4 separate regions of the Homo sapiens genome follow, and regions 2, 3 and 4 are each linked to region 1. Evidence: read pairs that join two places in POLR2A ChIA-PET (ENCODE). Cell type or tissue: MCF 10A. All regions are shown on one strand. Each heading gives the region's core, and the rest is flanking DNA. Links, peaks and the distances in the headings are about the cores only.

Region 1 (7,569 bases), core at 1,631-6,630:
GGTTTCCCCCAGGCCTCGCCTTGGTTTGCAGCCGTCTCCTCCTGCCGCGTCCTCTGAGTCTGTGTTACAAGCTCCTCTTATAAGGACACTCGTCAGATTGAATTAGGACCTACCCTGATGGCCTCACTGAAACTGAATTACCTTTGTAAGGGCCCTATCTCAGATACAGTCCCATTCTGAGGTAGTGGGGGCTTCACCGTATGGTTTTGGCGAGACTTAGCTCAGCGTAGAGCAAGCAGTATTTCCTACAGACTTGGCTATCTATGTGGATAAGGGCTTTGCATACTACTTAAGAGTTACCATCTGAAGTTGAAGCTGCCCTTCCTTACCTCGTGATCTAGTTAACTTCATCTTCAGACAAACATGTAACACCTGCAACCCCCAAGCTCTTGAAAATACTTGAAGCCCCATCCCCTTCAGTTTGTATAATTCTAAGCAGGTTCTTAGAATTAGAAAAGCTTCTAAGCCTCTCTCTAGTATCAATAAAAAATAAAACCTGAGCTCCGGTCCCAGAATCCTCCGGCCTTCCCGGCATGTGGTGTGATGATGGTGTATACCAGGATCTTGTTCAACAACTCTGGGACACAAAGGGGACCCATGACTTTCACAGGCAAGCATTCCTGTGGTGGGCAGCAGGGTGGAGGAATATTGCGAGTTTACGGCCCACTCCCCCGGCTCAGGTGGGCAGCAATACCAAGACAGGCCAACAAGGGCATCGCCTCGTGGGGCCCCGCGCCCTGAAGTGCCCTTTTTGCCCAGATCCAGGACACCCCACGGCCTCTTAGAAAAGGAAACGTTTGGGCCAGGCAAGGTGGCTCACGCCTGTAATCCCAGCACTTTGGAAGGCCGAGGCTGGTGGATCACCTGAGGTCAGGAGTTCGAGACCAGCCTAGCTAACATGACGAAACTCCATCTCTACTAAAAATAACCAAAATTAGCCAGGCGTAGTGGCAGGCGCCTGTAATCCCAGCAACTTGGGAGGCTGAGGCAGGAGAATCACTTGAACCCAGGAGGCAGAGGTTGCAGTAAGCTGAGATTGTACCATTGCACTCCAGCCTGGGCAACAAGAACGACACTCCATCTCAAAAAAAAAAAAAAAAAAAAAAAAAAAGAAAGAAAAAGAAAAAAGAAAGGAAGAAAAAAAGAAAAGGAAACATTTGGCTGAGCGCGGTGGCTCACGCCTGTATTCCCAGGACTTTGGGAGGCTGAGGCAGGTGGATCACCTGAGGTCAGGAGTTGAGACCAGCCTGACCAACATGGAGAAACCCCATCTCTACTAAAAAGCTGGGCGTGGTGGTGCATGCCTGTAATCCCAGCTACTCGGGAGACTGAGGCAGGAGATCCCTTGAACCCGGGAGGCGGAGGTTGTGGTGAGCCGAGATGGCGCCACTGCACTCCAGCCTGGGCAACAAGAGTGAAACTCAGTCTCAAAAAAAAAAAAAAAAGGGAAGAAAAGAAAAGGAAACGTTTGTGCCTGCAGATGACAATTGTGCATATTATGTGGAAATATTTAGACAGGTCAATTTAGGGACACTATGAATCCTTCCCTCTATAATCAGATGTAAAATTAAGGCTATTCTTTTCCCAGCACTATAAAATGACTACGGTTGACATTGTTTGAGCCACCTCTTTTGAGAGTGTTGCATTGTCCCCACATGTCCCTGGGTATAGAAGACTGAGGGTCTATCTCAGTGTAGCCCTTAGGTTCTGAGGGAGGCTTGGGGGCTATCGCTTTAGGGGCTCGACTCATCTGCAGCTCTGTAGGCACTGTGTGTTCTGGGCAGTGGGCATTTTAAACCCATATGGGAGATGAAGATGACTGAGGCCCAGGGCTGCTGGATCGCACACAGAGAGTGAGGTGAGGGCTTGGACTGGGGCCGTTTGGCTCCAAATCCCATAAGCTGACCACACTATCGCACTCCCAGGGTACCCTTAGATCAGCCAGTCCCAGCCCTCCTTGCACATTAGAAAGCTCTCGGGAGCCAGGCCGGGCCCGTTGGCTCACGCCTGTAATCCCGGCACTTTGGAAGGCTGAGGCGGGTGGATCACTTGAGCTCAAGAGTTCAAGACCAGCCTGGCCAACATGGTGAAACCCCATCTCTACTAAAATTACAAAAAATTAGCTGGGTGTGGCGGCGGGTGCTTGTAATCTCAGCTACTCGGAAGGCTGAGGCAGGAGAATCGCTTGAACCCAGGAGGCGGAGGTTGCAGTGAGCTGAGATCATGCCATTGCACTCCAGCCCGGGCAACAGAACAAAAACTCCATTTCAAAAAAAAAGAGACATAGACTGAATAGCTAAAAGGTATTTGGTGCTGGGATAAGTTTTGGATGGTACACAAAAAAGAATAATTGCCTCCATCCTATCCTTCGGGATCTGAAAATCTAGCTGTGGAGACAGCTCAGCTTATTTTTAAAAAGGCAAATGTGCTCCAATGTATCGTAGGAACCAAGCGAGTGAACACCAGAGAGCTGGGGTAGTCACAGGGGGCCTCAAGGAGGTGGTGAGACTGAAGCAGCAGAACAGGATTTGGAAGAAGGATTTAGGATTTGGAGGGCTTTTTAGGGGAGGGCCAAAGAGAGGACAGGTGTGCCCAGGCATGCCCCGGGGGTGTGAGGGCAGCTGGATCCCAGGGTGTCTGAGAGTGGTCACCTGAGGGCATGCTCATTGGTGGGTGTGGCCATCACAGGACATGGCTACAAGGGGCGTGACTATCAAAAGCAGAGCCATTCAAGGTCGTGCCCATCTGTCGGCGAGGTCACCAGGGCCGTCTGTGGGCGTGGTCACCACAGGGCGTGGCTGCAAAGGGTGACAGATGGTGGTCATGGTCGGATGAGTTGGGAGGCAGAGGGTGGGCTTGGGCCTGTTTGGGAAGCAGAGCTTGGATGTCATTCTCCAAGCCTCAGAGGCCATTGGAGGTGTTGGGCAGGGAGGGTGCATGGACAAAGAGGTGCTTGAGGAACAGTGATCAGATATGTGCCAGCTTCAGCTGTCCTAGCGTCCCCATCCCTAGGTAGGCACTGGGAAGAAGAAAGGCGTCTGGAAGTCCCATCCAAATCCCCCCGCCGCCCCCACCTCGCCTCTCTGGCTTCACTGTGAAGCGGGTCAACTTTTTCCAAGGGCAGGAGAATGTGGTTCCCTGTTGCTTGAGGGGCTCTGCAGGCCGAAGGTAAGAAGTGCTTCTGCCCCTGCGGAAACCGGGTCAAGCTGGCCCGGCACCCTCATCCCTTTTCTACCTGAAGCAGAACTGCGGGTGGAGCCCGCACCGCAAACGCACGGCCTGTCTCTGGTGAAAAGAGCTGTCTTTGGGACCTTCCTCGCTGGGCTGTTCCAGCACTCAAGTCTCAGCGCTGCCATGTGACGCCCACGCCCCCTTCCCCTGTCGCGGGATCGACCCCTCTGGAGCTGCCGAGCGGCTGTCTCACCGCCATCTTCCCTTCTCTGGAAACATCCAAATCCCCACCCACTGCCCCAGGCCAGGCCAATCAGATGCGCTGGCCTGGAAATTCCACAGGCAGCAGGGAGAGCCCCAGAGTCCCCGGGCTGCGCTGCTGCAGAGGGCAGGGCCCGGACTCCGCGCTGCCGTCCTGTGTGTGGTTTTGCTTTGTTCCTTGTTTTTACCTTCTGTCAGCGCATCACCGGAGGCCTTTGGGTCGCCCCTCCTCCCTGGCCACTCCTCTCCCCCGGACCCAGCCCTCAGTCCCTCCCTGCCTCGCCCAGCCTGGCGCACTCAAGCACTTGCCCTGGTCGCTGTTCCTGGACACGCATGGACGCTAAAAGCCAGGCTTTCTCGCGCAGTCCGCATTTTATTTGCAAAGCGAAGCGGGTGCTGCATTGCGGTCATTCAGCCCTGCTGTCCCTTGGTCTCGGCAAGGGCTGCTCTGCCCTTCCACTGCTCTGGGTCCCAAACCAGCTCTGCCCACACCCTGCCCTTTGCCCATCGTCTCAGCCCAATGGCCTGTCTTCACCCTCACCTTCAGGGAACTGGGCTCCCTCTTTTTAGGCAACACTGTTCTCGCCCACTTCCTTTTCAAGCGTCTCACCCTCTGTCCTCTGACGCTTCTTCCCCAGCGTGTCTGTCTCTTTCCTAGGTCCCTAGGTCCTAGGTCTACCCCGGCCACCTTTCCTGATCTCATTCACTCCTACGGCTCCTCCCACAATAACCCCAACCTGGCTGTAGCTCTTACCCGACCCCTGGGCTCCAGACATCTCCACCTGGATGTCTGCAGTGGACCCACAAGTCTTTCTTCTCCTCCTGGAGGCAGCCCCCACATTCTCTTCTTGGGATCCTCCCCTTTTCTGTGCAGGAGGGGTGGGGATATTTGACTTGCCCACTGCTTCAAGAATGACGTGTGACCCAGAGGTGGGCACATGCCTCAGACCAGCCTGAAGTTCTGGTCTCTTGTTAGGATGAGCTGCTGTAGTCCCCAAGCTGGCTGCGCATAAGCTGAGCGACACTGCTGCCTGGCAGGTGCTCTCCCTGAGGAAGAAAGCAGAACCAGGAGATGGGACATGGTGGGCTCGAACATGAGCTTTGGTGGACGTGCATCTAACTAAAGTCACTTTCTGGACTTTTTGTCAATGTGGGCTAACCCATTCTCATTTTTGTAGAGGCTGATCTGAGTTATTTATTTATTTATTTATAGTAGAGATGGGGGTCTTACTTTGTTGCCCAGGGTAGTCTCGAACTCCTGGACTCAAGTCCTGCCTCTGTCTCTGCCTCCCAAAGTGTTGGGATTATAGGCATAAGTCAATGCACCCAGCCTCTGAGTTGAATTTTTGTCACTTGAAGACCTCTGATAGACACCTCCAACAAGAAGGAACCCATGATCTCTGTGTTCCATCAAACTGACTTCTCCACCTGGCTTCCCCGGCATCCTTCATGGCACCACCTCCCCCAATTTCCGGTGACAATGTTGAAAGCTTGAGTGCGCCCCCATTGCAATCTTCGTTAATCAAGTACTGCCAAATGCGATCTCTCCAGTGCTCCTCTCCTCCCCAGCCCACTTCAAACCCTCATTACCTTTTCTCTCTCTCCCCAACTCCTTTTTTTTTTTTTCTTTGAAAGGGCCTTGCTACATTGTCCAGGTTGGTCTCGAACTCCTGAGGTCAAGTGATCCTCCTGCCTCAGCCTCCCAAGTAGCTGGGATTACAGGTGCACACCACCACATCTGGCCCTCGTTACCTTCTGCCTAGACTGTTTGATGATTTCTCTGCTGGCTCCCCGTCTCACACTGTTGCTAGGACGTTTCTAGACCACAGTTCCGGTGCATTCACGGATGCCCTCAAGAACCTTCAACGGCTCCCACCTCCAGCAGGAAATGAACTCAAGTGTTCAGAGCTCTCCTGACTCCCTGACTCGCTCATGCGTCTATTCACGGTCTGCTGTGCGGCGTGTCAGCCAGTGGCCTGCCTCCCCTTCCAGCCGTAGCCCACACCACTCTGATGTGATGGGACACCCCGTGGCCAGCTTCCCTGTGCCCTGAGCTTCTTCCTGGCCCCGGGCCGGCGACGCTCCTCCACCCTGCTGCAACCTGCAGAAATCCTTCCAGGGGCCTCGTTCTATAAATTCTGTCTACATGTCCCCAAGCAGCAGTGCCCCCCACCTCCAAATGCCCTTGATGCTCTGGGCTTGCCACTCCATTTAACAGTGTCCTTCTCGGCTGTTTTCTCCGAAGCGGCTGGAGGGCAGAGTCTGTGTCTCATTTGCCTGAGATTTCCTCCCCTGCTGAGCTCAGGGCCTGCAAATATTTGCTGGGTAGACATGGATGGACAGCCTGACCAGGACGCCTCCTGCTCCCAGCACTGCCCCTCCCCGTCTGGGGTCCTCCTTCCGAGTCATCTGGATACGCCAGCAAGCCTAGATTCTCATCTGCCTGCCGGACTCCCCGGACTTTTTCAGAGATCATTGCAAAGCTCACCGCCATAAAGCCAATCTGCAAACACTTTTCTTGCTTCTTTTTTTAACCTCAATTAAACACACTAAAATACATAAATGAGTAAATAAATAAATAACAGGACAACTTGGTGTGGTGTAATTCAGGTTTGGTAAACAATGATGGTGTTCTCTTCTTACTCGCACCCCCTCCTCTGCCACCTCTCTCACGCTCTCCTGCTCTCTCCTGCCACCCTCCAGGTGCCCTCTCTGACCCCACCTCCCCTCCTGCCCTCACTCACAGTCAGGAAGGCTTCCCATTTCCTCCCGACTTCCCCAGTGGGACCCAAGTCCTTGGGAGTCAGGACAGAAGGTGACTTGGGTGGAGGCAGTGAGCTAGGAAAGAAAGGCAGCAGGTATGATCTGGGCCATTCGGAGGGCAGGGCAGGGGCAAGGAGGCTTGGCTGGCTGGGTGGTGCTCTGGGGCCCATCCACCCTGAACTGGGAGGAAGGGTGTTGCCCCCATCCAGTGAGCATGGGTGGCAGGGGCACTGAGCTGCAGAGGCCACCACCCCAGAGCCGCCAGAGCCACTCTTGACCAAGCACTGAGGACCAGCCTTGGCACAGGCCCTGGGTGGAGAAGTCCCAAGGACACCAAACCCACCGTTAGTGCTGGCTTGACTGAGCCTCCCTAGTGCTGATACCAGATAACAAGTGCAACTGTGTCCAGATCCGAGGGCAGCCGTGGGCGTGAGATTCATGGGAGGGCAGGGCCGCCAAAAACAGGAGTGGCTGGTTCAAAACACTGAACGGGGTCAGGGGCCATTGGTTAGGCCTTGGTATGGAAACAGAATTCTAGGTGGGGACAGACGGGGGCCCCACAGACAGGAGCGTGGAGCAGTGCCATGGGGTCAGCAGGGAGACCCGACAGGACCAAGGAGCTGAGGGAGGTGGGCAGGGTCAGCAGCAGGGCCGGCTTCCTGCAGTGGGACCCCTGCGAGGGCCTGTGCTTGGAGTTCAATGCTCCCAGGGCCCCATCTTGAAACTCTTTACGATACTATCTTTGAACTGAGATTCGTCAGTGAACTCTGATGGGACAATGGAGTGTGCACTGGCTGCCGGGAGCCCTGGCTCCTATGTGGTCCTGCCTCCCTCTCTCTCCTGCCTCCCTGGGACGGGCTCTTGGCCACTCAACCCCCTGCCCTTGCCTAGTGATTGCGGCCCCCTTGGCTCCTGGTGGAGGCCTGGGTGTGGAGGCAGAGAGGGTCGGGTGGATGTGAGATCTCAGGCACCTGTGGACACCTGCATGTAAGTATCCCAATGTCTAAGGTAATGTGGCCTTGGAGAGCCCATTGGCCGGGCACAGTGGCTCACGCTGTAATCCCAACACTTGGAAGGCCGCGGTGGGAGGATTGCTTGAGCCCAGGAATTTGAGACCAGCCTGGGCAACATGGCGAAACCCCATCCTACAAAACATACAAAAAAATTAGCCGGGTGTGGTGGTGTGCACCTTGGTCCTAGCTACTCGAGAAGCTGAGGCAGGAGGATCACTTGAGCCTGAGAGATTGAGGCTGCAGTGAGCTCAGATTGCGTCGCTACACTCCACCCTGGGCGACAGAGTGAGACCGTGTCTCTTAAAAAACAAAAAACAAAACAAAACAAAAACAAACACAAGATGGGCACAGTGGCTCATGT
Region 2 (7,569 bases), core at 1,358-6,357, 540 kb after region 1:
GTAACCAGAGGGCCTCTACTTTGAATCCCTGACATTCCATGATTCGCTGCTAATGTTCTTCTAGCAGTGGCTGGAGGAAGCCGGCAAGATCTGAATGCCGTGGGGTCCTGGGGAAAATGGTACCCAACAGTAGGACTTCAGCTCAGCAGAAAGTAGACGAGGCTCTGAATATACCCTACCCCGTGCAATAGGCAGCCCACCAAATTCAGGTAACCCTTGCATTGTGGCTTTGCCCCCCACCTCTTTTTTTTTTTTTTTTTTTTTTTTTTTTTTTGAGATCGGGTGTTGCTCTGTCACCCAGGCTGGAGTGCAGTGGCGTGATCACAGCTCAATATTGCCTGGACTGCCTGAGCTGAAGTGATTCTCCCACCTCAGCCTCCCGTGTAGCTGGGACCATAGGTGCATTGCCACACCCAGCTAATTTTCAAAAAATTATTTGTAGTGAAGTCTCATTTTGTTGCCCAAACTGGTCTCCAACTCCCGGGCTCAAGCAATCCTCCCACCCTGGCCTCTCAAAGTACTGAGATTACAAGCGTGAGCCACCACACCCGGCCAGCTTTGCCACTTTTATAGGCTCACAGGCAAGTTACTTCTCCAAGCCTGTTTCCTCCCTGGTAAAATGAAAATGTGAGCATTAGATTGTTTGGATGCAGGGCTTATTCTATTGGAAGAAGTCAGTATTAAGGCTTGAGCAGATGGGAATGACATGTAGAGCTGGTTTTGGTGAGTTCTGTGCCGCATTTGGACCATGGGCAGGTGCGGGAAGGGGATATAGGATCCAAGTAGAAAAGCTTTGCAAAGAAAGACAATGGTTCAGAGAGGACAGACCTGGGACTCCTTGTGGAGAAACTGGTTCAGATCACAACCTGAGTCTTAAGAGCAGCCTCTGGGCAGGAGTCAGAAAGCTGGAGAAACATAGGAGAAACCCAAGAGGCCAACTCTGCATGGGGAATATAGCAGAGAAGAGAATAGGACAGGACCTGCAGGGAGAAGTTTTGGCAGAGTGGAAAAGGGGAGCTGAGGGGGCCCCAAACTGGGAATCAGTCCAAAGACACCAGTCTGCCAGGCTGAGAGGGGAACTTGGAGCAACAGCTTGTTAAGCACTTGATTAATGAATAAGCTGCTGGCTGGTTCAGGTAAGGGTGCACCTGTGATTTACCTAATCCCTACAAAGCTCACACAGTGAGATCTCCACGCACTCAAGTTGTTTTGTACTCGAAGTGCTTGACTGAGCCTGGACTGTGCTGAGCAGCCTTGTGGGAGGGACTCCTAGGAGAAAGTTTCTTAAAAACAAAAATAGACTCTTGGGGTGGTGGTTCTTGCCCATTAACCAAAGTGGCAATAAAAAGTTGCTTTTAAACTTGGGAGCTCCAGAAGCTATTATGGGACAAAATATGAGCAGAAGTTAGTAGTGTAGTATATCACTCTAGAATTTAGATTCTTTCATCCTTATGACCTTTCTTGTATAGGTATTTTTTTGTTCCTATAAACTAAGACTTTTAATTAAACCACAACACTCATAGAGAAAACTGGCAAAATTCTAAATATTTGGTTGATAAAAGTTCAAAAACTCAAAAGGCTTACATAACCAGCACTCCCATTAAACTATAGAACACGACCAGCTCCCGGGTACACACCTTGACCACTTCTCCAGGACCAGCCCTCATCCTTTCCATAGCTTAGTTTGCCTGTATTTCCTCCCTTTGGTTAAAAGAAACTAATTGTGGTAAAATACAACATAAAATTTACTATCTTAACCATTTTTAAATATACAGTTCAGTGACATTTCAACATATTCATTGTTGTGCCACCATCAACACCATCTGCCTCCAGAATTCTTTATTTTGCAAAACTGAAACTCCATATACCTTAAACAACTCCCCATTTCCCCTGCTCCCAGCCTTTGGCAACCATTCTTCTACCTTCTGTCTCTATGGACAGTACTCCTCTATGTACTTCATGCAAGTGGAATCATAAAGCATTCATCCTTGTGTGTCTGGCTTGTTTCACTGAGCTTGATGTTCACAAGGTTCATCCATGCTGCAGCGTATATCAGAATCTCCTTCTTTTTTAAGGCTGAATGTATTTCATTGTGTGGATACAACACATTTTGTTTACTCATCTATCTGTTGTTGATGGACGCTTGAGTTGCCTCCATCCTTCAGCTATTGTACATAATGCCGTTTTGCACACGGATGTATAAAGATGTCTTTGAGGCCCTGCTTTAAATTCTTTTGGGAATGTACCCGGAAGTGGAATTGCTGGATTATATGACGATTCCATTTTTAATTGTTTGAAGAACTGCTATACTGGTTACTCACAGCTGGTCTTGTTGGTTTTTAACTTTATATTCATGGAATCATTGAGTGTGTACTCTTGTGTCTGGATTTTTGGTTCAACTTCGTGTCTGTGAAACTCAAACTTTGTCATTTGCAACAAGCATCCTAGTGTTCTAAGGAGTTATAATTACTTGATTTTTGTTTGTGTGTGTGCTTTATATTCCCATGTCTTATTAAGCCATGCTTTTTTTATAGGTAGATCCTTCCAGTTCTGTCATTAGCCGTGCAGCATGTGGTAAGCTTATTGAGTAGAGTAGAACATTTCTTTTTTAAAGTTCAACAGAAACCTTTGCTAAACGCATTTTCTAGACGTTACATCAGGTCCTGTGATTCTCGTCTCCTGTGGGGACATCAAGCCTCAGCTCTGTTTCTGGTGCTCTAATAAACTCCACATTCCATGTGACAATTCCTGCAGAGTCCTCCAATTGGGCCTACTAGTATGGCCAGGATGCTTTTTAATTTTAGGGCTCCTTTTATAATTTTATGATAGAGTACTTCGATCAGCCCTTTAGTTATCCTGGCTGAGAAGCACTCCATCTGTTAAGATCACCCTACATTTCACACCACCTCTAAACTGGCTTTTCCAATGAACTCCTCCATCCAAAACCATGCAGTGGAAATCAGTGCAGTTGGAATTACCTCTCTGCAGAACCTCTGAAGCTCCTGTGGGTTTCTCTGAATACTTTTTTTTTTTTTTTTTAACATTTTTGTAGATGTTGTGAAAAACATTTCTTGTAAATCAATATCTAGTTTAGTAATGTGTCAATATCACCTCTTTAACAAGGTCTTGTTGAAATGTTCCAGCAAGGTCCAGCTATGTTCCAGGGGGTCAGAGAAGTGTGCCCCTAACATGGTTGTGGGGAACAGAGCATTTCCTCTGAGGAAGGAGCTTCTAGGACTAGAAATGAAGGGCCTTGGGAATCTCCCTAAGCCATCAGCTTACAGTGGAGCGGAGCGGACAGAATTCTTTCTATGCTCTTTGGTGATTTCAGGATGGAGCATGGAATAGGAGCTGCTCATGATATGTTTAGGTGGAGTCAGGGGTCCTGGGTTTCAGTCCCTCCTCTGACTCTTAACAGAACGTAATCTTGAGCAGGTCATTTGACCTTGCAGAGCCCTGGTGTCTCCATTGGTGAAAAAAGCATCATTTACAGAGATCTTAAGTTGTCTCGTCTGTTGTGGTCTTTCATGCCTCCATTCCCAGAAAGCTGCCCAGCCTTCGAGCTCCTCATCTTGCTTAGGAGGTTTGTGATGTAGGACTTAAGCAGATTTTCCCTCATGGATTTTATTTTGAAAGCTTAAAGTCATACAGGAGATCACGCTAGCTCGTGCCTAAGGATGGGGGGGTGAGAGGACAAGGCCATTGAGGGCTGGTGCTTTTGGTTTGGTTTGGTTTGGTTTTCAAGGAGAGCTAGCTGCCCAGCAGAGACAAGACAGGTTGCTTTCCGTGGCTAGGGGAGAGTCGGGTTGGGAATTCAGGGGGGTCGCTAGGAACTCGAGTCCTGGATTGTCAGTCACAGCTCCCAGAGGTGGCCAAGCCTCGGAAAGGGGTGGTGCATCCTGTGAGCAGCACACAGATCTCTTTAAGGTACCAGGTGGGCCAAGACAATGATCTAGTAAGGATGACCAGGGAGGAAAACCAGAGAAGCCACCATGCATGTTCTCCTTTGCTCACAGTCATGGACCTTTGCCTTTGGAACAACTTTAGGAGCTGGGATGAGACAGGACAGTGGAGAAAGGGCTGAGGTTGAATTTCTGACCACTCTAGTGGCATCTGGGCTTAGAATTCATTTAATTCAATCAATATGAAGAAATGGGCCAGGCACAGGGGGCCAGTGGCCCACTGGCAATAATCCCAGCACTTTGGGAGGCCAAGGCGGGCAGATCGGGTGAGTTTAGGAGTTCGAGACCAGCCTGGCCAACGTGGTGAAACCCCGTCTCTATTAAAAATACAAAAATTAGCCAGGCATGGTGGCGGGTGCCTGTAATCCCAGCTACTGGGGAGGCTGAGGGAGGAGAATCGCTTGAACCTGGGAGGTGGAGGTTGCAGTGAGCTGAGATCATGCCATTGCACTGCAGCCAGGGCAACAAGAGCAAAACTTTCTCAAAGAAAAAAAAAGAAATGAATATTTCTTGTGATTGAGTTTCTGGAGCAAAATTTCTACTGGCCACATATAAAATGGAGACATCTTAGTTCACAGCTGCATGACAGTTGCAGGAATGAAGAAAGGGTGATGTGTGTGGAAAGATAGTAAATCATGAAGCACTCCACCAGTTCCCATGAGAAGCTGGCTCTCCTGGCTAGAGAAGTACAGGTCCCAGGCTCTCTTACTTATGGGTAGCTAGGAGTGGAAAGTTTCCACAGTGAGACTGGCTTCCCCGGGCCTCTGCATGGGGTTTTCCAGGGCCTATTGCATCCCTGGGCTTGCCAGAACAGGATGTTGACAGTTGGGGCTGCTTCCTCTGTGGGATGGAGTAGGGTGTAGCCTCTAAACGCTGATGCTGCAGGTTTTGCTTAGTTTACTATGGAAGAGAGAGTTTCAAACACTTGGGAAATGTTCTGATGGGATTCTGTGTCCACACTCTGTTACGCCTCAGCTATCTGCAGATAGTGCTGGAAAATGATTTCTTATTCCTGCAGTAGTAACTCACAGAATTGGGACTTACCTGAGTTGGGAGGACCTTAGCCTGAGTCTAGTCCCACGCTGGCCAGTAGAAATCTAATGTGGCCACAATGGGACCACATGTGTTATTTCAGTTGTTTTAAGTAGCCACATTATCAAAAGCTTAAAAAAAAAAAAAAAGAAATAAATTAATACATTTTAATCTACTTGATGTATGAAAAAATAGTATTATAACAAATGATATAAAACGAAATGTAATATATTAATATTCATGGTTACTTTACATTCTTTTGTTCTTTAATGTTTGAAATCCAGTGTACATTTATACTTAAAGCACATCTCAATTTGGACTAGTCACATGCTTAATGACTACATGTGGCTTCTGGATTACACAGCGTAGGTCTATACCAGGAGTCTCAACTGGGGGCTGGGTGCCCCATTTGGGGGACATGTAGCAATGTCTGTAGGCATTTTTGATTCTCATAACTGTAGGAGAGTAGAGGCCACAGATGTTGCTAAACATCCTACAATGCACAGGACAATCCCTGCAACAAAGAATCTTCTGTCCGAAGATATCAGTAGTTCTGAGTTTGAGAAATCCTGATCCTAGACCAAGCTGTGCCCCTACCCCTTGCCCTTTTGTATTTCCCCACAGTGATGGGAATGAGGCACAAGAGCCCAGGGTAGCAGGTCTGGTGTTGGCACTCAGGTGTCCTGAGTGGGGCCCCGGGGCACCTCTGCTCACCCACGTCTCCTCCAGGCTTGTGACTGTAGCAGGGGTTCTCAATCCTTCCTCTAGCACAGCTCAGCAGAGGGACATAAGTGACAGGACCCAAGCCACAAGCAAGAAACCACACCCCCCACAAAGTTCTTTAGCACAGAAGTTCCTTTTGTGTTACATGAAAATTTAGGGAAAATTCACCCACTTGTCGGAACCTGAAGACTGGCCCAAGAGACAAAGGAAACGCTGAACCCAGCAAGAATTCCAGAGCTGATACTCGGCCAGCTCTGAAGGAGGGCCTTCGAAGCATGGGGTTCAGAGGGGGAGCATCTTCTGATGAGACTGGGTTTCTTAACGCGACAACAAGAGGACCAGGAACAGTTTTCTTAATTTTAATTTTAATATTGTTTGAGAGGGAGTCTCACTCTATCTCCCAGGCTGGAGTGCAGTGGCGTGATCTCGGCTCACTGCAGCTTCCACCTCCTGGATTCAAGTGATTCTGCTGCCTCAGCCTCCCAAGTAGCTGGGATTACAGATGCCTGCTGCCACCATGCCCAGCTAATTTTTGTATTTAAGTAGAGATGGGGTTTCATCATGTTGGTCAGGCTGGTCTCAAACTCCTGACCTCAAGTGATCTGCCCTCCTTGGCCTCCCAAAGTGCTGGGATTACAGGCGTGAGCCACTGTACCCGGCAGGAACAGTTTTCTGAATGTCCATTTGAATGTTTATTCTCATCAGTCAATGAAAAGTACGTTGCAGTGACTAGAAGTCACAGCTTAGAATACAGTGACCAACTGTGTTTTCTTGGTCTCCCTAGGAGCCCTTTTCCTCTACGGTAGGTATGTAGATATGGAACTTGAAATTTTTGAAGAAACTTGCAGAATGAGTGAATGAATTTTACATAACAGATATAAACTAGTCTGTCTTCGTTTCAGTGTTAAATCACAAAGTTCTTTTTTAAAGTTATATATATATATATATATATATTTTTTTTTTTTTTTTTTGAGACGGAGTCTCGCTCTGTCGCCCAGGCTGGAGTGCAGTGGCGGGATCTCGGCTCACTGCAAGCTCCGCCTCCCGGGTTCACGCCATTCTCCTGCCTCAGCCTCCCAAGTAGCTGGGACTACAGGCGCCCGCCACTACGCCCGGCTAATTTTTTGTATTTTTAGTAGAGACGGGGTTTCACCGTTTTAGCCGGGATGGTCTCGATCTCCTGACCTCGTGATCCGCCCGCCTCGGCCTCCCAAAGTGCTGGGATTACAGGTGTGAGCCACCGTGCCCGGCCTAAAGTTATATTTTTAAAATTTTATTGATATGTAACAGTTGTACATATTTTGGAGGTATACATGGTATTTTGATGCCTCTATACAATATGCAATGGTCAATCAGGATAATTGGGATATCCATCATCTCAAACATTTCTTTCCTTTCTGTTGGGAACATTGCAATTCTTCTCTTCTAGCCACCTTGAAATATACAATAAATTGTATAAATCACCTCGTTATTTCACTGTTGCTCTTCCCCGACCCTTGGCCTGCCTCCTTTCTGTTCTCACCTCCAGCCCCCTTCTGCATTCCTGCATTTGTTTGTGAATGGCTTGACTCCAGGATGGAAGTGTACTGATAGCTCCCTGGAAGCCTTCCACCCCAGCCATGGGGCCTGGTCCTGGGGGGGTCCCTATAATAAATTTATTTTGTGTCTTGCGCCCCAGGGGAACTTTAGACCTCACTTCTGGAATCTGTGAGCTTTGGGATCTCCTGGAGCCTGTCCATTCACCACAGAGAGAGGGGTCCTTTGCACATTTCTGAAGGGATCAGGAAGCCTTCAGCCCATCCCAAACAGACTCCATACCCGTGGCATAAAGTGGTTATGCTTGCTGGTTGGC
Region 3 (7,569 bases), core at 1,531-6,530, 290 kb before region 1:
TCCTGTAAAAGACAATAATGTTTTTTTTAAAAATCATGGTGTGAAGAAAGTGATGGAAAATTTAAATACATTGTCTTTATCGCAAAACAAACCCATTCTCCTTTCAAGATGTTCCTAGAATACCTATTTTTCTCTACAATGAAGCTCATTCAATGTACATTTCAAATGAGGCACTTTTCTGGAAGACACCTAGCAGAAACCTTAAAACAACGGTGGTGTTGGCGGAAAATGTTGCAGATGGTCTGTATCTTAAAGAACGAGATGACAGAGTTTCATTTGCTCTTCAAGCAAGGTATAACCAAAGTCTGGCTTTTAAATTTACCAAGATATATTATGCCACAGCACAGCCTACTGTAGTTTGGTTTCAGAGAGATTTAAAGCAGACCAAGTGATTATTTAATGTCTGTGAAAAGTCCTCACGGATGTGCTACAAGAAGTTGGCTCTTCCTACCTTCAGCCAGGGCCAGCCTGAGCCTGCTTTTATCTGATGCCTGTCTAACCAACTGGGTGTGTGTGTGTGTGTGTGTGTGTGTGTGTGTGTGTGTGTGTGTTTTAAAGAAAGAATTTCACTGTTTAAAAAAAAATGTTTGACAAACAATGGTTGCATTATGCATAGATGGGATAAGATCACAGTAATGTGGGAATTCTCCCGAAGCACCTGGCTGCACTGTCTCACCATGGGAAAGCATTTCTTTTTTGGCCACCCATTTGGGGTTCCTCCCTGCAGGCAAGGCTCCCCAACAAGCCAGGACTAGATGAATGTGGGTGAGGAGCCCAGACCTCCCTGGGAACTACTCCCAGAAGAAGACACAGGCTCCTCCAGGCAGGCCCAGGGGAGGTGGTGCCAGAGCCATCCAGCTCTCGAAACCAAGACTGCCCCCACCCACCACCAATGCAACCAGTCTCTGTCTTCCACTCCGAATTATACAGGAAATGAGGTCCGTTTCTCATACTGCTGAGATACAAGCAAGATCACATTTGTTGTCCTAACTTGTGCAGAATTCCAACTGACTTAGAACACCTTCCAAAACGTACCTGTTATCAAACAGAGGAAAGAAATTCAAGAGACAAAGGAAAACATTAAGAAGCCCAGCAACCTCACTTAGAACCCTAGGATGAATTAAAAAATTAGGAAGGTCCTGTGTAATTATCTTTATTTTCTTCATTGAAGGGGCATAGGAATACCTTTATTCTGAAACATTAAGAAATTCTGTTCAGCAATTTGGCTCCGAAGGTGATTCCCACAAAGAATGCCAGTCCCAAGCAGATAAATGAAAGAGTTGTCTCTTAGCACAATGGAAAGTCAGAGTTTCCTAAATGATTTAATAATGTGTGCCACTGTAAAAACAATCACAAACTGAGCTATAAGATGAGGGTGGGGCACGCCTGTAATCCCCGCACTTTGGGAGGCCAAGGCAAAAGGATTGCTTGAGCTCAGGAGTTCAAGACTAGCCTGGGCAACACAGCATAAAACCCCGCTGTTAAAAAAAAATAAAATGATGGAGGCATGGGAAACTGGGTGAGGGTATACACAAACTTTGTACTATTTTGTAACTTTTCTGCAAATCTAAAACTATTCTAGAATTAAAATGTATTAAAAAACAGAGACAGGGAGGACAAACACAATTGTGAATGAACGCACCGAAGTGTACATACACATTTTTAAAAGTGAATTTATGAGATCAAATTCATTTGACCACAAAATATAAAACTTGCCAACTTCTTTTTACCCAAGAACTAGACTGATTAGTTATACCACAGTTAGAAACGAATTACATCCAGGATAAAGGAGGTAAGGCAACCAAACATTGGCTTAAAACATTGGTGGGTTTGCTCTGTTTTTTAATTCCCTCCCCCTAGTTTTAGAAGACATTCCTATTTCTCTAGAGATCAGTTGACATCCTATAAAGAGAAGACACCTTGCCTGCCTTCCCTTGCCTACCCATATTTGAACTTAAAAAAAAAAAAAAACAACAGGTAACTTTATATGCTGCTAATAATACCAAATAAATTCTTCGTGCTTTTCTAAAGGATTTCCATTTCCATATGTTCTTTTTTTTTTTTTTTTTCCGAGATGGAGTCTTGCTCTGTCACCCAGGCTGGAGTGCAGTGGCATGATCTCGGCTCACTGCAACCTCCACTTCCTGGGTTCAAGTGATTCTCCTGCCTCAGCCTCTGGAGTAGCTGGGACTACAGGCATGCACCACCACGCCCAGCTATTTTTTTTTTTTTGTATTTTTAATAGAGATGGGGTTTCACCATGTTGGTCAGGCTGGTCTCAAACTCCTGACCTCAAATGATCTGCCCACCTCGGCCTCCCAAAGTGTTAGGATTACAGGCGTGAGCCACCGCGCCCTGTCTCATATGTTCCTGATATCCACTAAAAAACTTACATGTTTTGCACAGCATCTTAGTAAATAAATTAACAACTGTATAGGAATGGGGAATGCACAGAAATCTAATCCTTTGAAGGGTTGAAAAAATAAAAAGCTTAAGTGTTGGAACAATGAAATAAAGAATCTTTGATATCATTATTTGTCTATTGGGAAGTGTGATCTGATTAACGAAATTTCATCATATACACAACTTTTCAAGACCGCGTCTGATCCTTAAAACAAGGTCTACTTCTATCTTTCATCTGTAAGAATCCAACTTCAGTCTTAGGTGTGGCCAAGAATTCCCTTTGGAAACAGACCGAGGCGAGAAAAGGAACTAGGTATATACCTTGTGAATGGCTCGGTCCATCAAAACAAGATAGAGGGAGACTCAGGCCAACTAAGGTATAGGGAATCCACCTTGCCAGGTCAGTTTGCTTGTCTTAGCCCAATGAAGAATCCACACAGAACTCGCTGTACTTAATCAGGGAGGAAGTTCAGCGGAAATGATTTCGACCCATCGGGTCAGTCTGATGTCAGACATACACCAGCTGTATGTGTAGCACTGGATTCTTCAGCACGAGAGCCAGGAGAGCTTGCTTCAGGAAACATGCCTGTTTTTTTTTTTTGAGAAGGAGTCTCACTCTGTCGCCCAGGCTGGAGTGCAGTGGCACAATCTCAGCTCATTGCAACCTCCACATCCTGGGTTCAAGTGATTCTTCTGCCTCAGCCTCCCAAGTAGCTGGGATTACAGGCACACTGCCACCACGCAAAGCTAATTTTTGTATTTTTAGTAGAGACAGGGTTTCACCAAATTTTGGCCAGCCTGGTCTCAAACTCCTGACCTCAAGGGATCCACCCGCCTTGGCCTCCCAAAGTGCTGGGATTACAGATGGGAGGCACCACTCCCAGCCAGGAAACATGCATTTTTTTAAAAGCTGTAATTCAAACCTTTCTAAGTCAGATTATATATATATATGTTATTGACTACACAATTTTAGATTTTTTTTTAATCTCAGAAATTTCTATCTCCATCTGTTGGGCTAAATGGTATGTAAGATTTCTTCACCTCATTCATTCTGTAACTCAATTTTAGGAAATGACCAAACTCATTCTTCCTTACTGAAAATAATACAAATGTCTATGTTAAGTTCATGGTAAATAAATTTATTCATGCTAATTGAATTAAATTTAATTCATATAGTGCAGTTTGGGAAAATGCAAAATTCTATAATGGATAAAGAAATAATTTTAAAATGATGTACTTACAAGCGTATACACATTTTTTTAAATCCCTACCCTCAAAGAAATTTTTAATACTGCTACATATGGGTGTTAGGGGTTGAAAGATTTTCAAATCATGTTAGGAATTAAATTAACAAGCCATGAAGTTCGATTTTTAAATCCCATTTCAGTGGCACAGAAGATGGCAGATGTCATGTGCTTTTTTAAAAAAAAAAAAAGAAAAAGAAAACAACTCATTTGGGTCAAATTTATCAAAAGAATATTGACTTCCAAACCAAAATTAATAGGTGCCCTTGAAAAAAATAACTCATCCTTAAAAGTTTTTAACTCTTCTGAGAGATAAATGAGTCATATTACAAAGAACCTACCTGCACATACTTTTTTTTTAAGTTCATCCTAAAACTTGTTTAAACAAGTAAGGATTCCAAATATTTGCATAGAGAGCCCTTCATCGGTGGTTAAAAAGAAAACAAGTTCTGGATTCTAATCCAAAGACGGACCACATGAATATGTGAACAATATTACCAAGATTTCAAGGTTTTATTTTACTACCTTTAAAAAAACATTTTTCTTTAAAAATAGGACTCCAAAACTAGCTGTCCTAAGGCATTAGCTTTACATGTGTTGCCAAAAATATTATTTTTAAAAATACAAGACAAGGTTGGGTGCCGTGGCTCATGCCTGTAATCCCAGCACTTTGGGAGGCAGAGGCCGCCGGATTGCTTGAACCCAGGAGTTTAAGATCAGCCTGGGCAACATGGCGAAACCCCATCTCTACAGAAAAAAAAACAAAAACAAAACAGCTGGGCATGAAGGCACACGCCTGTAAGTCCCAGCTACTCGGGAGGCTGAGATGGGAGGCTGAGATGAGATGGTTGAACCTGGGAGGCAGAGGCTGCAGTGAGCCGAGATTGCACCACTGCACTCCAACCTGGGCGAAAGAACAAGACCTTGTCTTAAAAAAATAAAAATATTCAGAAAGATAAAGGAAAAAAAGTTCATACTTTCAAAAAGATAAAGAAAAAACACAAAAAAACAAGACAAATATTTCAAAGAGGGACATTATAGGCAAAAACAAAGTTTTTAAATGAAGAGTTACTCTCTTTGTTTTATAAAAATACTTTTATAATAACTATGTTGCTCATTAGACACTTGGACCATGCCCCCTAACTTTGCCTTTCTTTTTGTTTATATATTTTCTCTCTAACTGGACTCCTTTCCTTCCTTCCTCTTTCCATCTCTCCCTTCCTCTCTCTCCTCTTCTTTTGTTCATTCAGTCAACACAGGCTCTTGTACATATGCCAGAAAGACTCATATGTCTCTCTGTTTTCAGGTTCACAGAATAATTACCTAGGAAAAACTCAGGAAATGTGTGTTAGGAATTATGATAGTTATATAATGCTTTAATATTGACCGTGAGGCCTATTTGCTTAGCTCTTTATAATTTTCAAAGCATTTTTCACATATACTATTTTGTTTGAGTTTCTTGAAAGGATCTTTCATAAAAAGAAAAATATATTTTTAATACTTCATTTAAGGATGATACTTTACCTCTAAGATTCACTAGCCGGGTACGGTGGCTCACGCCTGTAATCCCAACACTTCAGGAGGCTGAGGCGGGAGGATCACCTGAGGTCGGGAGTTCCAGACCAGCCTGACCAACATGGAGAAACCCCGTCTCTACTAAAAATACAAAATTAGCCTGGCGTGGTGGCGCATGCCTGTAATCCCAGCTACTCAGGAGGCTGAAGCAGGAGAATCGCTTGAACCTGGGAGGTGGAGGTTGCAGTGAGCCGAGATCGCGCCATTGCCCTCCAGCCTGGGCAACAAGAGCAAAACTCCGTCTCAAAAAAAAAAAAAATTCATTAAACACTCTCTATATACATCAGCTGAAATGCTGTGTTAGCCATCCTTCAAAAGTTCAGAACTTCAAAAGTTACAGCCTTCTGCAAGGAGTTTTCCATATCACACCTCTGCATCCTCTCCTCTCTTGCATTAGTTTAAACACACCTGGCTACCTGCTCCTGGAGAGCAAAGTCCCATGTCTTAGTCATCTTGGACTCCTACAAACACTTAACCTAACAACATAAATAAGGTTCGGCACACAGAAGGTACTTAATGAATGTTTGTTTGGCTTAGTAAAGTGGAAGAAAAACAAAGGCAAACAAAAGACCCATCTGAGGGTATTATGGCTCATCTCATTACCCTGATTTCAAAAGCTCAACCAGAGAGCACAGCTCTCCCCTCCCCATTCCCACTCCAGCAGTGAGCAAACATGGTGGATTTTTTGTCTCTATAGATTTTAGAAAGACAGCCTCCTTTGATCCTGCATTTTGTCTTCGCCCAGCAGCTACAGAAACAGTACTCTAATAAAAGTTCTGCTTCTTTTCCAGGCGGTTTTCTCGATTTTCACACTGTGTGTTTGGCAGATTGTGTTTGTGGGATAGTGGAAAACTGATCACATATCATTAACTTCAGAAGGACTTTGAAGTAGGGCACAGTTGGAGTCCACGCCCAGCTCAGCCACTTCCAGTTATACAGCCTGTGACCTTGAGCAACTTAAAGTGACATCCACTGGCAGTGCCTGGAGCTTCTGCCTCTGTGACAGGTAGAACACCCCCCTCCTGGGGCTGAGGTGAGGCTCAGAGGGGCACTGCAGAGGCGGAGACCTCACTTAGTGATAGCTCTTACTTGCGGAGGCTGCTGCTGTTGTTATGGTTCTGAAATTTCTTTCTTTCTTTTTTTTTTTCACGGAGTCTCGCTCTGTTGCCCAGGCTGGAGTGCAGTGGCATGATCTCAGCTCGCTGCAACCTCTGCCTCCCGGGTTCAAGCGATTCTTCTGCCTCAGCCTCCTGAGCAGTTGCGACTACAGGAGCCCGCCACCACGCCCAGCTAATTTTTGTATTTTTAGTAGAGACGGGGTTTCACCATATTGGCTAGGCTGGGCTGGAACTCCTGACCTTGTGATCCGCCCACCTCGGCCTCCCAAAGTGCTGGATTACAGGCGTGAGCCACCGCGCCCGGCAGAAATTTCGTTTTTGTGTTTTGTCTTTGCCCCAGTCCATAACTTTAAGGATGTCCTGCAGCAAAATGGAGGCGGGGTGATAAGAAAAAAAAGAGAAAGAGGAAAAGGAAGAAATGGATTGGGTATTAAGTGTGAGGCATTTCAGGAGTTCCTCAGGTTCCCTACAAGACTCAAAAATAACTGAGACAATTCACAGAGAGTGATACACTTTAGCAGCATGAAAGAAACTTATTGAGGGTAAGAAAATTCAAAGGCCAGGTGCACTGGCTCTTGCCTGTAATTCTAGCACTTTGGAAGGCCAAGGTGGGAGGATCACTTGAGCCCAGGAGTTCAAGACCAGCCTGGGCAAGATAGCGAGACCTTGTCTCTACAAAAAAAAAAAAAAAATTTTAATTAGTTGTGTATGGTGGCGCACGCCTGTGGTCCCAAGCTACTCGAGAGGCTGAGGTGGGAGAGTCACTTAAGCCTGAGTGGTCAAGACTGCAGTGAGCTATGATCATGCCACTGCACTCCAGCCTGAGCCACAGAGCAACACCCCATCTCAAAACAAACAAACAAACAAACAAAATGTAATTCCAAGCAGAACCTTTGATCTGTTTGCTGCAGCTTCTCACTAAACTGTCTTCATTTTCATGAAATGTAGATTTCACATTCATGAGCCCTTCCAGCCCAAGGTGTCGGTGGTGAGCCATAAATTATTGGACTGCACTAGTATTTTACAAGATGTCACCTCAAATGAGCAGCTCATGTCTGAGTCTTAGGATCTGTGGGGCCGTGACTTCAAAATCAGAACCACATCTGAACGTTTTCAAGCGGCAGGGCCACTGGGACCAGCCCAGCGGGAGGGAGATGGAGAAAATCAAGGGGTGAGGCACTGCTCCCAGCTGCAGCAACAAGGCCTCCAGACTGAAACCACTCCTTCTA
Region 4 (7,569 bases), core at 1,230-6,229, 570 kb after region 1:
TCTTTCACTCTAAACTCCTGGCAACAACTGACCTTTTTACTGCCTCGATAGCTTTGCCTTCTTCGGAATGTCATGTAGTTGAAATCATACATCATGAAGCCTTTTCAGATTGGCTTCATATAGGTTTCCTTCCTTCCTTCCTCCCACCACCTTCCTTTCTTTCTGTATTCCTAACTCTTGGATGTATTTTCCCCAGCATCATGACTTGATGGGACTTTTGCTAAGATAGGCAATCATAGAAAGTCATAAATCTCTTGTCAGCCTTATTGGCTCACCTCCGAGATGGTTCCAACACTCTTTAAGGCCCACTTTTCCAATCCACAGATTCCCCAGCAGAAGTCCAAGCTGCTGAGCCTCACATCATCTTTTGCACTAGTAATCTTTACCACTACTTCACTGTAGCATTTGAAAATTTTCATATGAAGCCATAGTTCTGTGTCTTTTTTTTTTTTTTTTTTTTTTTGGAGACGGAGTCTTAACCTGTTGCCCAGGCTGGAGTGCAGTGGCACAGTCTTAGCTCACTGCAAGCTCCGCCTCACGGGTTCAAGTGATTCTTGCCTCAGCCTCCCAAGTAGCTGGGATTACAGGCGCGCCACCATGCCCAGCTAAATTTGTTGGCATTTTTAGTAGAGATGGGGTTTCACCATGTTGGCCAGGCTGGTCTCAAACTCCTTACCTCAGGTGATCTGCCTGCCTCAGCCTCCCAAAGTGCTGGGATTAAAGGTGTGAGCCACCGCACCTGGCCTGAAGCCATAGTTCTTAACCTCAGTTGTGCAATAGAATTATCTGGGGAATTTAAAAATTAGAAAAAACCCATGCCCTGAAGATTGTGATCTAACTGGTCTTGCGTAGCGCCTGGGCATTGGTATTTTTTAAATGTTTCCCAACTGATACTAATGTGGCCATTCTGCAAGCCACAGTTGAAAGGCTTATTCAAGCATCCTGTTGCTGAATGCATGTCGTCCTTACCACATGACTCTGGAGGTTTTCTTGTATTCTGATGTGGCTGCCCTGTTGAGGCCTGCCCCTTAGAGTGGAGATTATCCCCTGCAGTAGGCTGCCTGGAATATGATCCCCAGTGATCCCTGCTTCCTGGTATTCAGGCCCTGGTGTGATCCCTTTCCCTTGAAGCCTGGGCTGGATTAGTGACTTGCTTCTAACCAACAGCATATGGCAAAAATAAATGTTTATTGTTTTAAACCTCTGTTTTAGGGTCATTTATTACACAGCAAAGATAACGAATATACTTTCTGAAAGAAGGGGAGGCTCTTTAGACAGGAACATGTTCCTGTGGGAGCCACACCTTATGTTGATTTTGAAGAATGGAGGGTCTAATAATGTGTCCCCAGGGGAAGTGATAGGGGGGCCCAGACTGCTTGGGGCTGGAAAGGCAGGTGACAAATAAGCAGACTCTTGGCTGGCTAGACTGGTGCTTCTGCTATGCGCACATACGTAGGAGAGCCTGGGCAGTCCTGCTAAACTGTGGATTCTGGTTCAGCAGATCTGGGTTAGTGTCCAGGAATTCTACAAACTCCCAGGGGGTGCTGATGCTGCTGGTCTGGGGACCATATTTTAGGGGACAAGGAACTGTTCTAATTGAATTCATGTTCCTCTCTGCTTGCTTCCTTTTTTAAATACAGCAGTCTTCTTTCCACCAATGACCCCTCGCGCTGCTTCCAGAAGCCAAGAAAGTGGGCTTTGTCCTTGGGGATTTAGGAGGCGGAGCGGCGCCCCCTTGAGGCCACATGGTGGAGGCAGCGATGAGACCTGGAGTCTAAAATTCAGACTGAATCACAGGAAGAAGCTATTTACACAAGTCAAACATGGTCCAATCTTGGCAATTTCATAAGGTTCCAATCCTTAAGGGATCAAAACCTGGCCAACTGCTTCCACCGAGAGGTGTGCCTTTCAATGCCAGGCTTGGAGTGTCCCTCTTTATTTAAAAAGGAGAGGATTCCACAGCAGAGCTTCTCAAACTCTTCCACCCAAATCCCCTCACCACAGAGGGACAGGAGTCCTGGGCATGTAGCCTAAAGCAGCCAGGAGAAAAAAACCTTGACCTTAATTTTTTTAATGATTTCACATGAATCAGTGGAATGTGTTTATGATAAAATCATCTCCTCCTGAAATACATGTGTAAAACTGCTGCCCCAGTTAAACGCACTTAGTCTAACCAAGCCCTAGGATTGGCCTCTCCAGCATGAGAAGCATTTCCAGCACTCCAGCTCCCCAGCTCCCACTCTGGGATCCCACCTCAGACCCTCCCACTTCCTTGCACTCTGGCCTCTCGCTCTTGACCCTGCTCCCGCCACGCTCTTTCCTCAGAGTCCATCAGTCCTGTCTTGTCTTCACCTTGGTCTCTGCCAAGTGTGGGTCCAAGTCATATATTTGGGCTGTGATCACAGGAACCCCAAGCCCCAGACCTCCCAAAGCACCCTATGGAGAGACCTTACCCTCCTGGACAGACCCTCTCCCCCCAGCTAGACCTCATCCTCTGGGTAGACCCATCTCCCCAACCAGAACTCACCCTCCTGAGTAAACCCCATCCCCCTAGCTAGACTTCATCCTCCTGGACAGATCCCATCCCCCCAGCTAGACCTCACCCTCTTGGGTAGATGCATCTCCCCAACCAGAACTCTCCTGGGTAGACCCCTTCTACCCAGCTAGACCTGATCCTCTGGACAGACCCCATCATCCCAGCTAGACTTCTCCCTCCTGGACTGTCCCCATCCCCCCTCCAGCCAGACCTCACCCCTCTGGGTAGACCCCATCCCCCCAACTAGACCTCACCCTCCTGGATGGACTCTACCCTCCTGGAGATACCTTCCCCTCCTGGGTACATCCCACGTGGCTACACACTCCTTCCCCTGTCAGCTTTCTCCCCCAGGGTTCTGGGCAGCAGAGTCTGTGATAAAGGATACTAAGTGATTCCCCAATACTTCCCGTTTCCAGCCTCCAGTGGGCTCTCCCTGGGGCTAACGGTTCTTTTTGCTATTTCTCCAGGCTTTGCCTGATGACAAGTATACTCTGAGAGTGTCCTAATGATACAGATTTTGGACCCTATCCCAGTTCTACTGAATCCAAGTCTCTGGGGGAGGAGTTGGGGCTCTGCATCTGGACACCTTCCTGCAGGGTCCCTCCTGGGAGGCAAGCCCGGGGAGCACCGCTGAGGCTCGCCTCAGTGCCCATCCTAGACCTTCAGCAGCTAGCAGAGGATGTCCCCACCATCCCTCAGCCCACACTCCCACTGTCGCCCCAGCCAGGCTTGGCACTGCCTCCTTTCTCAGAAGATTAAGACCATCTGCTGTTTCCCAAGTTTCCCACCCTCCACCCTAAAAATTTCTCCGTTTCCCAGTCTTTCCTCGTCTCTCAGAAAATAAACATCTTCCCAGGCTGCCTCCCCAGTGGGTCTGCACTCCTTGCTGTCTTCCCAGCACCTGCCCTTCCAGCCCGCCCTCTGTGTGTCCAGTGTTTCCCTCACCAAAGGACTCGCTTTGTTTTTCAAATTGGAGGTTTTGTCTTCTCCCTAAAAACCAAAACATCTCCCTGAGAAGTAACTCCCTCAAGCTACTGATACGGAAGGGGGGCGGGGAAGTGCTGGGAAGGGAAGGGTGTGGTCCCTGGCTAGGGCTCCACCCCCGGGCCTGTGCCCACAGACCTAGGTGAGGACAGGCATTTCTGTTTTCGTGCTTAAATGTTGGATTTCCCAAGACTACCCTGGCCTACCACACCCTCATTCTGTGCCTGTAAAAAAACCTGAGAGCTTAGCAGGCACGCACACAAGCCTCTGGACGTCAAGAGGAACACACCGGTGTAAGAGCAGACTGATAGTGGCCCACGGCAGGCTGGCAGGCCATCGACAGGCAGAACCACTCAGTGCAGCTGGAGGACAGCCTGGCCACGGAGCGGTCCGACTTCAGAGGGGAAAACCACCTCCCCACTCCGTCTCCCTTCTGGCTCCCCCATCTGAGAGCTACTTCCACTCAATAAAACCTTGCACTCATTCTCCAAGCCCATGTGTGATCTGATTCTTTTGGTGCACGGAGGCAAGAAACCTCAGGATACAGAAAGCCTCTGTCCTTGGAATAAGGCAGGAGGTCTAACAGCTGACTAGGGATGGCTCAACTGAAACAGCATCCTGTAACACAGGCCCATTGGGACCTCAGGAGCTGTAAACATTCACCCTTAGACATTGCTGTGGGGTTGGAGCCCCACCACCTGCCCATCTGCATGCTCCCCCTACAGGTTTGAGCAGCGGGGCACAGAAGAAGCCAGCCACACCTCCATCGCAAGCCCTGCCACGGGGATAAGGGAACTTTTCCCGTTTTGCCACCAGCTCAAGCCCCGCCTTCCTGTCACTCCACACTCTTCATCTCTGTGTATGGGTGTGGTCTTCCTCAGTTCCTTCTCTGGCCTCACACAGTGCCCTGAATAATGCTTTGCAAGGCCTTTGCCAGGAGCCTAGGTGAAAGGCAGAAGAGGTGCCCCTGCAGCATCGCAAGGTAGAGATCGTGGTTACAAGATGGGGACTAGACTCCCAGTTTGCCCTTGGACTGGGCAGCCCCTTGGATTTTGTTTTCCCTGACGTTGCTGTTCTGATCCAAGGCCTTGTGGCCTCGCTACAGACACCCAAGGCCAGGCCTATCTTTGCATGAATAACTAAAGAAAGCCTAGAGGATGAGTAAAATGACCACACTGTATGGCTTTGGAGGACTGGAAGTTACTGAGGACTATGAGTGGGTTTTTTGCATAGACTGCAGTAAAGGTCCTCAGAAAAGACCCTCAAGAGCTATGGGGGGGTCTGGTCAAATGCCACTTCTAGACTGGACTCCAAAACTGGTGCTGATTATTTTCACTCCTACCCCACCCACCAGCCTGATAGGCGATTCCTGAAGTAGCAGTGGGGCGCTCAGTGGTGCTCACCAGGCCCAGAGCTCAGTCCTTCCCCCATTCTGCCTGATGGGGCTTGTGTAACCAAGGATGACAGATGGGACAATCCCTGTTGGTAAAGACTGAGTTGATTCTGACCAGGACCAGAGATAAAACCCAGCACCTTTATCTTTCCCCTTTGTACCTTCTTCAGAAAGACCTTCTTCTGCAGCAGTTCTGGAACTGTGATCTGTGAGGTGTGGTTGCAAGAATTCTTTATTTTTTTATTTTATTTTTTTCAGACAAAGTCTCACTCTGTCGCCCAGGCTGGAGTGCAATGGTGCGATCTCGGCCCACTGCAACCTCCGCCTCCCAGGTTCAAATGATTCTCCTGCCTCAGCCTCCTGAGTAGCTGGGATTACAAGCATGTGCCTCCACGTCCAGCTAATTTTTGTATTTTTAGCAGAGACGGGGTTTCATCATGTTGGTCAGGCTAGTCTCAAACTCTTGACCTCATGATACACCTGCCTTGGCCTCCTGAAGTGCTGGGATTACAGGCGTAAGCCACCACGCCTGGCCTGGCAAGAATTCTTTTATAAAGAATTCTAGGTCTATTAAACCCAGATTCTTCAACTAGAACAGGCACACAGGAAAAAGGTTCACTAAAAACCCTGTTCTCTTGCCTCATTTTGGTGATTTCCAGCTAGGCTGTTGGGATAGGCATATGTAAGTGTCACTTCCATCTTTTCATAGGTATCTCACAGAATCTCTGACCAATGGAGAGCTAATCAAAGACAAGTTTAATAGGTGAAGAAAATACTTGGATTGGGAGGATGGCTGAAAAGTCCCATTGAACAAGGCCCTCAAATGGAGTTCCTGTGGAGTGGTCACCTTTTTGATGACTTCAACTGGGAACATCAGTACGGAACCATCGCTGGGTGTTCATTCCATCACCCCTTCCTATGTCCCTGCTCAGGACACCCTGCGTCTGTCTATATGCATTGCTACCAGTTTAGACAGTGAGTTACATTTAGTCCATTTGTGCATTGTTCTTTATTGTATCCATGGTATCTAGCACAATTCTTGTTCTTATTAGAGCTTGGTAAATGTCATTGATTAATCCAGGGCAGATTATCTCTCTCATTTTCGTGAATCCTCTGCATAAACAATTTGATTAAAAATTTATGACAAAATTCATGAGGCATGGTGATGTATACACTGATCAATTGATTTAGAGTGATAGGTAGACAAGATGCATTTACATATTTATCTATTGTCCTTTCAGTGTGAAGTTTCTTCTTAGTGGCAAAAGTTCTGGCTACTTGTATATCTCTCATGGAACGTCATTATTACTGGCAGTGCCGTGGCTCTTCTTCACTTTTTTGTATTGAAGCAACACAGATCATACCTCTGTAGTTCCCTGATACCATGTGTTTAATGGTAGTTACATCATCACTCAAGAGGCTGCCTTGTCCAGCGTATATCTTCCATACTGGCTTCCACTGACCCTCTGAAAGCTGTTACTGTGCTTCCATTGGCAATGATCACAATTGCAAATCTTATCCAGAGCATGCAGAAAAATGTGAACAGTAATTCATCTTCTGGTCATGAAATGCACTGTTCTGAAATTTATGATGTAAAGGTAGAAGAACACATCTTCCAACCACATTTTCTCTTCACTCTTTAGACTGGCATCCTGTGTTTTCAGAGGGTTAACTCCATGCCTGCCTAACACAGAAAGTTAAATCTTTCTGTGTTAACTCCACGCCTGCCTTCTACACTCCATCACCAAAGGAAAGGACAGGCCAGAGGCCCTGGGTGGAACAGCTAGAGGGATCTCATTCAGCAAGGAATGTTCATCCCTCCTCTGGCATAGCCTAAGCCCTGAGAGAGCACAACGTCATCACATCCACTGGAATCAAGAGCATACCTGGTTGGAAACTTGGAGTGATGTCTCACAAGCCCTGGGTACTACCTGACACATGGCACAGAGCCTACAGAGGGGGTGACAGTGCCATTGATGGAGCACAGGGTAATGGATGCTTGCCATTCCCTCTACCTCACTGTTTCTGGGTGCTGCAGGCCACAGCTGCCACTAAGTAGGAATACAGAGGAGGGAGAGCTGCTGTGAGGGCCACTGATGCTGCTGAAGGTGAGGGTCTGGGATAGATCAACTTTAGCCCAGGACACTGTACTCATCCAGTGCCTGATGTGAGTGAGTAACCCCAGATCAGTGTGTCAGCACTCCAATATGGCCATAAATATGAGCTGAGGCAGGAGCGCTGGTATAGCCGCGGTGGGTGACATGGGGGTCTGGGCTACCAGCTTATGTGGATTACTCATGCGTATCCTCCAGTCCTGCCTAGGTTTGATCTTAGATATACAATTTCCACCCTATGATGCATCTTGTCCCACTGCTGACACCTACAACCTCATGAGGTCCGTGAGATAACACGGCTCCAGTGGCAGGTGTGCTTGCACTCCAGTTCGGACCTGTTGCAGAGCTCTTTCCTAGTTTAGGCTCCACTCAAAGTTAGCACCCTTTTGTGTCATCCAGTATAGGGGCTGAAGCAGCATTCCTAGGTATGAAATGTGTTGCCATCAGAAGCAAATGAGGCACACCATGCACTGTGCTTCCTTCTTTGTGGTAGGGAATGCAAGATGCAGTGGTTTTATTTGAATTTAGAGGAGATATTCAGG

What was found. Peaks named below come from ENCODE experiments on the same cell type or tissue, not always from the same donor. Only the 100,000 strongest peaks of a DNase experiment are listed, where the experiment ranks them.
Region 2: POLR2A ChIA-PET joins it to region 1 with 7 read pairs; 4 of 35 experiments call an interaction of 5 or more read pairs at or near these places.
Region 3: POLR2A ChIA-PET joins it to region 1 with 6 read pairs; 2 of 35 experiments call an interaction of 5 or more read pairs at or near these places.
Region 4: POLR2A ChIA-PET joins it to region 1 with 6 read pairs; 6 of 35 experiments call an interaction of 5 or more read pairs at or near these places.

Annotation. Positions count from the first base shown.
Region 1 is chr6:7,257,355-7,264,923 of GRCh38, reverse strand. No RefSeq gene overlaps it. Among named protein-coding and RNA genes, the nearest start is that of SSR1, 52 kb to the left of the region's middle. RefSeq lists silencers at 2,390-2,565, 3,689-3,818 and enhancers at 2,263-3,054, 3,159-3,298, 3,369-3,488, 3,055-3,846, 6,043-6,542. In MCF 10A, for the core only: no CTCF peak of the experiment used is centred there; a DNase peak (open chromatin) is centred at 3,553.
Region 2 is chr6:6,715,366-6,722,934 of GRCh38, reverse strand. All of the region lies in intron 2 of LOC101928004 (a long non-coding RNA gene), which reads left to right. It overlaps LOC101928047 (a long non-coding RNA gene), which reads right to left. Exons shown (of 6, transcript XR_001743949.2): 4 at 5,007-5,125. Among named protein-coding and RNA genes, the nearest start is that of LY86-AS1, 96 kb to the right of the region's middle. In MCF 10A, for the core only: no CTCF peak of the experiment used is centred there; no DNase peak of the experiment used is centred there.
Region 3 is chr6:7,547,065-7,554,633 of GRCh38, reverse strand. The region is part of intron 1 of DSP (desmoplakin); the gene reads right to left. Among named protein-coding and RNA genes, the nearest start is that of DSP-AS1, 7.8 kb to the right of the region's middle. In MCF 10A, for the core only: no CTCF peak of the experiment used is centred there; a DNase peak (open chromatin) is centred at 4,073.
Region 4 is chr6:6,691,234-6,698,802 of GRCh38, reverse strand. LOC101928004 (a long non-coding RNA gene) reads left to right here. Exons shown (of 5, transcript NR_187687.1): 5 at 1,641-4,011. Among named protein-coding and RNA genes, the nearest start is that of LY86-AS1, 72 kb to the right of the region's middle. RefSeq lists an enhancer at 3,631-4,580. In MCF 10A, for the core only: a CTCF peak has its summit at 1,724 (motif pointing left); DNase peaks (open chromatin) are centred at 1,742 and 3,672.